2 separate regions of the Homo sapiens genome follow, and region 1 is linked to region 2. Evidence: read pairs that join two places in POLR2A ChIA-PET (ENCODE). Cell type or tissue: OCI-LY7. All regions are shown on one strand. Links, peaks and the distances in the headings refer to the core of each region. The heading gives the core; the rest is flanking DNA. Region 1 has its middle 15 kb from the start of RPS6KA5. Region 2 has its middle 10 kb from the start of GPR68.

What was found. ChIA-PET counts read pairs that join two places held together with the same protein. Peaks named below come from ENCODE experiments on the same cell type or tissue, not always from the same donor. Only the 100,000 strongest peaks of a DNase experiment are listed, where the experiment ranks them.
Region 1: POLR2A ChIA-PET joins it to region 2 with 7 read pairs; 8 of 35 experiments call an interaction of 5 or more read pairs at or near these places.

The regions. Positions count from the first base shown.
Region 1 is chr14:91,072,950-91,077,335 of GRCh38, reverse strand. It overlaps a transcript of DGLUCY not described here. Among named protein-coding and RNA genes, the nearest start is that of RPS6KA5, 15 kb to the right of the region's middle. In OCI-LY7, for the core only: no CTCF peak of the experiment used is centred there; no DNase peak of the experiment used is centred there.
Region 2 is chr14:91,252,803-91,257,188 of GRCh38, reverse strand. It overlaps a transcript of GPR68 not described here. Among named protein-coding and RNA genes, the nearest start is that of GPR68, 10 kb to the right of the region's middle. RefSeq lists enhancers at 2,531-3,062, 3,063-3,594 and silencers at 3,558-3,617, 3,648-3,797. In OCI-LY7, for the core only: CTCF peaks have their summits at 1,765, 1,978, 3,784 and 3,983; DNase peaks (open chromatin) are centred at 2,498 and 3,908; H3K4me3 peaks cover 904 bases.

The sequences.
Region 1 (4,386 bases), core at 305-4,304, 180 kb after region 2:
TGCCTCTCTCTCTCCTTCCTTCCTCCCTCGCTTTCTTCTTTCCTCTTTGTTTCTCTCTCTCTCTCTCTCTTTCTCTCTCTCCCCACTCTTTGCTTGCTTGCTTGCCTTGCTCTGACACCCAGACTGCAGTGGCACGATCACGGCTCACTGCGACCTTCACCTCCTTGGCTCAAGTGATCCTCACACCTCAGCCTCCTGAATAGCTGGGACCACAGGCACACACACCACCACACCTGGCTAATTTTATTCATTTTTTGTAGAGACAGGCTCTCACGATGTTGCTCAGGTTGATCTTACTCCTGGGCTCAAGTGATCCTTCCACCTTGGCCTCCCAGAGGCCTGGGATTACAAGCATGAGCAACTGTGCCAGCCTACTGGAACTTTCTGAAACAAAAATCTGATCATGGCACTGCCCTGTGTCCAGGCTGTTAGTACTTCCCATTCCTGTGGAGTCGTGCTGGCACTGTGACCCGGAACACAGGACACCGTGGTCTAGCCCGTAACTCCCTCCCTCATGCAGCCTCATTGCTCTGGGGTTCTGGGAATTTGCAGTCCCCAGCACTCCTGGGACGGTGTCTTGCTTTTTTGTTTTTGCTCTCACTGCCCCCTCTGCCTAGAATCCTGGATTCCTACTCCATCCCTCACCCATGCCCACTCATCTTTCAATCCTGACCCAAGTATCACCATCCCTGTGGAGTTTCCCAGATCCTTCCCAGTAGCTTTGAGCACTTGCCCTTTTCCACCTCCACCGGGTCCTAAACAGGTTCCTATTGGAACACTCAAGACACTATTGCACACACAGTGGCCCTTCCTATCTATGGCTTCTACATCTGCAGACTCTACATCTGCAGACAACCTTGGATGGAAAAGATTCAGGAAGAAAAAAACAATAAAAAATACAAATAAAAAACCCATACAGTGTAACAACTGCTTACCTAGCATTTACACTGTATTAGGTATTATAAGTAGCCTAGAGATTATAAAGTACATGAGAGGATGTGCACAGGTTACATGCAAATATTATATTTCATACATAGAGTAAAATGAGCATCTACAGATGCTACGAACTTGAGTATCCATGGATATTAGTATCCTTGGGGATCCTGGAATTAATCCCCCACAGATACTGAGGGAGACTGTACTTGTTTCTATGTCTGTCTTCTCTTACCTAGCTATGAGCTTCTTAAGGGCAGGCACTGTTTTCCATCTTTTTTTTTTTTTTTGAGACAGAGTCTCACTCTGTCACCCAGGCTGGAGTGCAGTGGCACAATCTTGGCTCACTGCAGCCTCCACCTCCCAGGTTCAAGCAATTCTCTTGCCTCAGTCTCCCAAGTAGCTGGGATTACAGGCACCCACCACCACGCCCAGCTAATTTTTGTATTTGTAGTAGAGATGGGGTTTCACCATGTTGGCCTGGCTGGTCTCGAACTCCCAACCTCAGGTGATCTGCCCACCTGGGCCTCCCAAAGTGTTGGGATTACAGGCATGAGCCATTGCTCCCGGCCTGTTATCCATCTTTATAACCTCTGTAGCACTGGCACACAGAAAGGGTCCAGTAAAGATGCTGAATAAATAAGGAAATGAACCACCCGGGCTAGTGCTGATTGCTTCTTTGGTGGTAGCAAACATTGACTTCAGGTATTATAAGACGCATTTGGTCAAGAGGAAGGAGCAGCCCTTACTCCATTTCCTCTTGTCCTTTCCCACAGTCAGCCAGTTAGAAAGACTAAAGCAAGCAGGAAAATAAAACAACAACCCTGGAGGACGCACTTATTTTGAGGAAGAGAACCCAAATCAAAGCAAACTAAAAAGCTCCAATACAATATATTCAGAAAGATAGGATGCCCAACAAAGGACAAACAAGGGCTCTTATTAATTAAAAACATGACTCTAGGTAGGGTGCGGTGGCTCATGCCTGCCATCCCAGCACTTTGGGAGGCTGAGGTGGGGAGATCACTTGAGGCCAGGGGTTCGAGACCAGCCTGGCCAACATGGTGTAACCTTGTCTCTACCCTAAATACAAAAGACAATTGGCCCTGGAAAGCCATGAAAGTAAATGCTACTGTGACAACCCTGTAGGAGGAGGATGATGAGCCTCAGAGAGGAGGCCTTAAAAACTCAGCAAAATACCTAATTGGATAAAGAAACTAGGGTAAAATGAACCATGATAAAGAAAAAATGCAAGAAAGGCAAATAGAAGATCCAAGGGGAAAGAAGTTTGTACGATAAAAAGAAGAGCAATTCTTCTTTTTTTTTTTTTTTTGAGACGGAGTTTCTCTCTTGTTGCCCACGCTGGAGTGCAATGGCACGATCTTGGCTCACTGCAACTTCCACCTCCTGGGTTCAAGCAATTCTCCTGCCTCAGCCTCCTGAATAGCTGGGATTACAGGCATGCGCCACCACACCCGGCTAATTTTGTATTTTTAGTAGAGATGGGGTTTCTCCATGTTGGTCAGGCTGGTCTTGAACTCCTGAACTCAGGTGATCTGCCAGCCTCAGCCTCCCAAAGTGCTGGGATTACAGGCATGAGCCACCATGTCCAGCCAAGAAGAGCAATTCTTATAAACATTTTGCCTCTTCAGAGAAAATAATATTAGAGAATACTGCAATATGGTTTTTGCCATTACTTTCAATGGCAAAAATGACAATTACTTTTGCACCAACCTAATAAATGCTGTTTAAGTGATTTTCATGTTTTACGGTCAGTCTGTGGAATACTTAATTATGGTTAAGAATAGAAGGTAAATGTTTTTTAGCCATAAAATTATATGGGGCAGAAATTGGGAGGTAGATGTCAGAGAGAATCTGTCTGAAGAACAAAGATGCTGTTACCTTCATTCTTTTTTTGTTTTTTTGAGTCAGGTTCTCACTCTGTCACCCAGGCTAGAGTCCAATGAGACCACATCATAGCTCACTGCAGCCTCGAACTCCTGGGTTCAAGTGATCCTCCCACCTCAGCCTTCTAAGTAGCTAGGACTATAGGTACATGCCATCACACTCGGTTTATATATATATATATATATTTTTTTTTTTTTTTTTTTGAGACAGGGTATCGCTCAGTTGCCCAGGCTGGAGTGCATGGCACAATCACAGCTCACTGCAGACTTGGCCTCCTAGGCTCATGTGATCTTCCCACCTCAGCCTCCCAAGTAGCTGGGAATACAGGTGCTTGACTGTGTGTGTGTGTGTGTGTGTGTGTGTGTGTGTGTGTGTGTGTATATATATATATATTTTTTTTTTTTGGTAGAGATGAGGTCTCATTATGTTGCCCAGCCTGGTCTCAAACTCCTGGGATCAAGCAATCTGCCCACCTCTACTTCCCAAGGTGCTGGGATTATAGGTGTGAGCCACCGTGCCAGGCAATTTTTAAATTTTTTTGTAGAGATGGGGGTTTGCTATATTGCCCGGGCTGGTCTTAAACTCCTGGCCTCACACGATTCTCCCACCTTGGCCTTGCTAACTTCATTTATCTTCAATTTATCTTATGCAGTAAGACGGTCATAGCTCACTGCAGCCTCGAACTCCTGGGTTCAAGTGATCCTTCTGCCTTGCAGGTTCTTGAAGGTGTAGGGCTGAGGTCCTTGTTTCCTTGTTGGTTGTTGGCAAGGGAGCGGCTCTTAACTCCTAGAGGCTGCTCCTCAGGGCCTTTCCACTTGGTCCCCTCCATTTTCAAAGCCAGCAACCAGATAACCCTTTTGCATTAAAGATTTTTCATGCAGCCAGGAGCGGTGGCTCACACCTGTAATCCCGACGGGGATGGATCACTTGAGGTCAGGAGTTTGAGGCCAGCCTGGCCAATATGGCAAAACCCTGTCTCTACTAAAAATACAAAAATCTCTACTAAAAACACAAACATTAGCCTGGATGACAGAGTTAATTTTTAAAAAATTTTTTTGAGATGGAATCTCACTCTGTCGCCCAGGCTGGAGTATAGTGGCACGATCTTGGCTCACTCCAACCTCTGCCTCCCAGGTTTAAGCAATTCTCGTGCCTCATCCTCCTGAGTAGCTGGGACTACAGGCGTGTGCCATCACACCTGGCTAATTTTTGAACTTTTAGTAGAGATGGGGTTTATCCATGTTGCCCAGGCTGGTCTCGAACTCCTGAGCTCAGGCAATCCATCCGCCTCAGCCTCTCAAAGTGCTAGGCATGAACCACTGCACCTGGCCTGTAATTAACTTTTATGACATCTGCAAAATCCTTTTCACCACATAAATCACATAATCATGGGTGTAACACCTGGTGACAAAAGGCATGGGAGCCATCTTCCATCTTATCCTTCTATTCCACACTACTCAAGAAAAATGACTGTTATTTTTATTTTATGTTTTTTATTTTTTTTGCTGTCACCCAGGCTGGAGTGCAGTGGCATGATCTTGGCTCACT
Region 2 (4,386 bases), core at 195-4,194:
ATAGTTATTAGTGCAGCATTTCCAATCAGCATTTCAAAAGCGTAGGTCATAATTTACATTCTCTAGGCTCAGGAAGGTTCTGGAAGACAATATGTGCTTAATTTACCATTAGTGAGCTGTTTTGTTGCTTGTAAAGCCAGGTTTTATTTACAAAACAACAAATTCTGCTGTCTCTGCCAAGGACTGGACATCTTGACACCAAGAAACATAGCAAAATCCAGTCAAAAGTGACTTTGCAAGCAGTATGATGAATTTCTATATGGTTCTCCAGCTCCAGCATTTTCTTAGGGAAAGCATGGCCAGAAATGCCCAAGTCTGTATTTTGGCAACAGCCCAAGCTTCTCAGACTCCACTGGCCAGTTCCAGATCTTTAAGTAACTATAATAAGAGCCATGCTGTCTGTCTCTAAAAAGTGAAGCATGAATCAAAAGTGACTTTGTTTTAATTTAACAGCATTGAGACTGTGAAAGGCACTGGATATGTTTAGGCACCTGTAAACGGAGAATGTGGGGTGAAAAAAGAGAGGCATAGCTGGGTGCGATGGCTCACGCCTGTAATCCCAGCACTTTGGGAGGCTGAAGCAGGCAGATCACTTGAGGCCAGGAGTTTGAGACCAGCCTGGCCAACACGGTAAAACCCCGTCTCTACTAAAAATACTAAAAATTAGCTGGGTGTGGTGGCACACGTCTGTAATCCCAGCTACTTAGGAGGCTGAGGCATGAACATTGCTTGAACCCAGGAGGCCGAGATTGCAGTGAGCCAAGATCATGCCACTGCACTCCAGCCTGGGTGACAGAGGGAGACTCTGTCTCAACAAAAGAAAAGAAAAAGAGAGGCAGGAGACAGGGCCACCAAGTACTGGCACACTGTGCCAACTCCAGGGACCACCAACTGATAGATTGCAGCATGCACGGCACCCTTGAGGTTGTGCAGTGTGGTAGCCCTGGCAGGATTCATTCTGTAATACATTTTCTACAGGGCATGCTCTGTACTCCTGATAGTCAGAGTCCTCGATCTGGCAACTGACAATGAGCTTTAAAACAGCCCACCTCTTTCCTAGAGAGATAAGACGAGGCAGAACAGAATCATTGGAAGAAACAGCTTCAGAGTCAGAACTCCTGTCAAGTCCTGGCTCAGTCACTTGGGAATTGAGTGGCCTCAGGCAATTTATGAAACCTCAGTTTCCTGATCTGTGAAATGGAGAGAATAAAACTACTTGTTTTGGAGATGAAAAGAGATCATGCACAGGCACTAAGGACACAGGAAGCATTTACAAGATAAGAGCAATTGAGCCTGCAGTGAGCCGCCACTGTACTCCACTGTACTCTGGGGGACGACAAAGTGAGACCCTGTTTCAAAAATAAATAAATAAATAATAAATGATAAGAGCTGCAAATAAGAGGATATTTGGAATGTCCAATGACAGTGATAATAACAGCTAACATCTATTGAACCCTCATGTGTGCTGGGCCTTGAGCTAAGGGCTTTACTTGGTTTAACTCATGTAATCATCTTAGCCCTCATTTGAAGATGTGTCTCCATTTCACAGATGGAAACAGGCACAGAGAGGTTAAAAGACTTGTCCAGGGTCACCCTACTAGCGCGTAGTACAACTGGAATTCAAATGCTGACACTGGCTTTCAACGCCAAACTCTTCACAACTACATTCAGTTTGGCAACTTTTAGAAAGCAGATGTGAATTTTTATGGCATAGTCAACCCAGAAAATTCCACTTGTGAGGACTTTCTAAGGAGGAATTTCAAAATGAAGACCAGCAGAGGAGGCTTATCCAGCCTCTTAGCCTGCTGGGATGTTGCTGGGGTAGTGCCCAGTGAGAAAAGCAAATCCTCCCGCCTCCACACTCCCTGTGCCTCTCTCTGCCTCCTCCTGCTCCCCGGCCTTCCCCCGCTAGGGCACCTTCTGTCCTCTTACCCACTGTCCATCCTTCTGGAGATTCACCTAGAGGCTAAGTCACACCGTGTGGAGCACTGAGCCACCTAGAGGGGTTAGCAGAAGGTGAGATGTTTGCTCTCTTTCTCCTTCTACCTCCCCTGCCTGCAGTTCCAATCACCCTTCATCCCTAACCTGCAACCATCTGTCCTGACAACCGCCCAACCTTCTGCAGACTCTTGCCGTGACAGTTCCAGACATTCATTTCACAAATAGGAATGGGGGCACCCTGCTTTGAGCAGGATAACTGGGCTGAGAGCAAGGGCCCTGTAGAGAGACAGCTGTGTGCCAGCGACCCCAGCGGCAGTGCAATGCTGGGAAAGGGGCTAAGGGCACACAGCAGGGTTCAGCACACATTACCTGGGGCAACCAAGAATGCTCCCTAGGGGAAGTGACTTGGGGTCTTAAGATGGGGGCAGGAGTTCAGGAGGTGGGAAACAGGAGGTCTATAGAGTGGGGAGGGCCACAGGAGCCAAGGTATGCAATTGTGAAAGAGCAGAAGGAAACAGCCAAGGGTGGCTTGGGACAGGATGTGGGTAGGAGGAGGGCTTCTGTACCCAACTGCCTGGATTTGAATCCCGAGGCCTCTACGTACCACCTGTGTGACCTTGGGCAAGTTGTTTGCCCTCTCTGTGCCTCATTCCCCTATGTATAAGATGGGAATAACAATACTGTCTACATCATAGAGCCCTGAACATCAAATGAGTTAATGTAATTAAGTACTTAACAACAGAGCCCAGCACACAGCTGTGCTCAATAGATGCGGGCTGGGACTATTATTACTATTATCTGTGAGGATGTGGGGCAGAGGGGCCTAAGGCCTCCTTGAATTATCAAGAAGGTCAGTAGGAGGTCCTCTAAGCCATCCCTGCGGCAGACAGGCTCCGGCTCTGAGGAGCACCGGGCAGGGACCCAGGAGGCTGCAAACCTAAGTGCAGATCCCCAGGCTGGGCTGGACAGGCTGAGGTCAGGGCAGGTGCAGAGAGGCCCAGAGCTGCAACACCGCACTTCATTTATTGCGTGGCTACTGATTTGCCCGTGCTGGGCACACGGACGTGGTAAAGGACAGAAGGGCTACTCCTGGACTGTTCTCTGGGCTTCTCACCCTGCGGTTGTGGTGAGAGGCTGCTGACAGCCAGGGCACCCGGGAGTGGGCGTGGCTGGAGAAGGACCCCTGTCCTTTTACAGCTAGGCCCACTCTGAGCCCCACGCAGTGTTCTAGAGCCTGTCCCCCCAGGGCAGGATGGTAGTGGGGGCAGGGGTCCCTGAGCCATTGCGGCCCTTCCCGGCAGGCGCCAAGCCTAGGGGCTGTGGTCAGCGTGAAAGGCAGGGCATGGACCCTCACTCAGGGCTGCGTGTGCCCGACGTGGGTGGGGGGGGCGTGGAATCGGAGCACAACTTGGCCCTGCGTTCCCAGGAAGGGACCCGAAGACCTCCCCAGGCCACCCCGCCATCTGCGTGCGCGCTGGCAAGAGGAGGGGCGCGGGGTAATGGTGGCCGGCGCCACAGCCCCGCGCCGCGCAGGTAGGTGTCCCCGCGAGCCAACCCCTTTCTCTCGCCTCGCCTGTGGGTCCCCGGCGCGCCGGACCCCGGAAACCGCGCGCGGGCCAAGGCCGGGTCTCGGCACCTCCCCCGGAGCGGCCCCGCGAGCGCGGGGGAACCGGGCGGGCCAGTGCGGGTGCAGGCGCGTGCGCGTGCGAGGCGGGGGCGCGCCCCAAGCGAGGCCGCCGGGGCGTGGCGGGGGCGGGAGACGCGGCAGCGGCCGGGACCGCGGGTGTCTGTCCGCGAGCGCCGGCGCGGCCCGGTCCCTGTCCCGGGCGGGGCGTCTCCGCCTGCGGTCGCCGCCCGGGTTAGCAGCCGCCCCCTCGGCTGGCTCCGCGGCCACCTGGTAATTACTCCCGCCCCCACAAAAAGTGCGAGACACCGCGAGCCCTTCATTTCCCAGAGCCCGGCCGCACCGGCCATTCCGAGTCCGTTTGGGCCTTTACATCCCCCAGATCTGCGCGGCCCCTCAGGGCAGCCCTGAGATCCCGACAGCTCCCCCTGCCACCGATGAGGGGAGAGCTGGCTCACTGCTCGGTGGGCTGGGGCAGCGCCAGGTGGGGTCCTAGGTTGCAGGCCCCCCACCCCCCAACTACTCCGCCAAGCAAATGGCCCAACGGAGGCAGCAGGGTCCAGGTGGTCCTCTGGGTGGTCCCCCAGCTGGAGAACAGGGGCTGCGGTGGCGAGAGGGCACAGGCAGGGGAGAGAGCCCTGCCTTGGAGCCAGAGGCTGTGTAGCTTTGCGCAGGTCACCTGCTGTGGCTGGGCTTCTGTAAAACTGAGATGAAAATGTTAGCCATTGTCACCTCACTGAGGTGTGAGGCTGGTTTGAGAGTCTGCAAATCTGAGATGCTATAGTTACGTTTGGCTTTACTCCCTCTGCCCCTACCTGCAC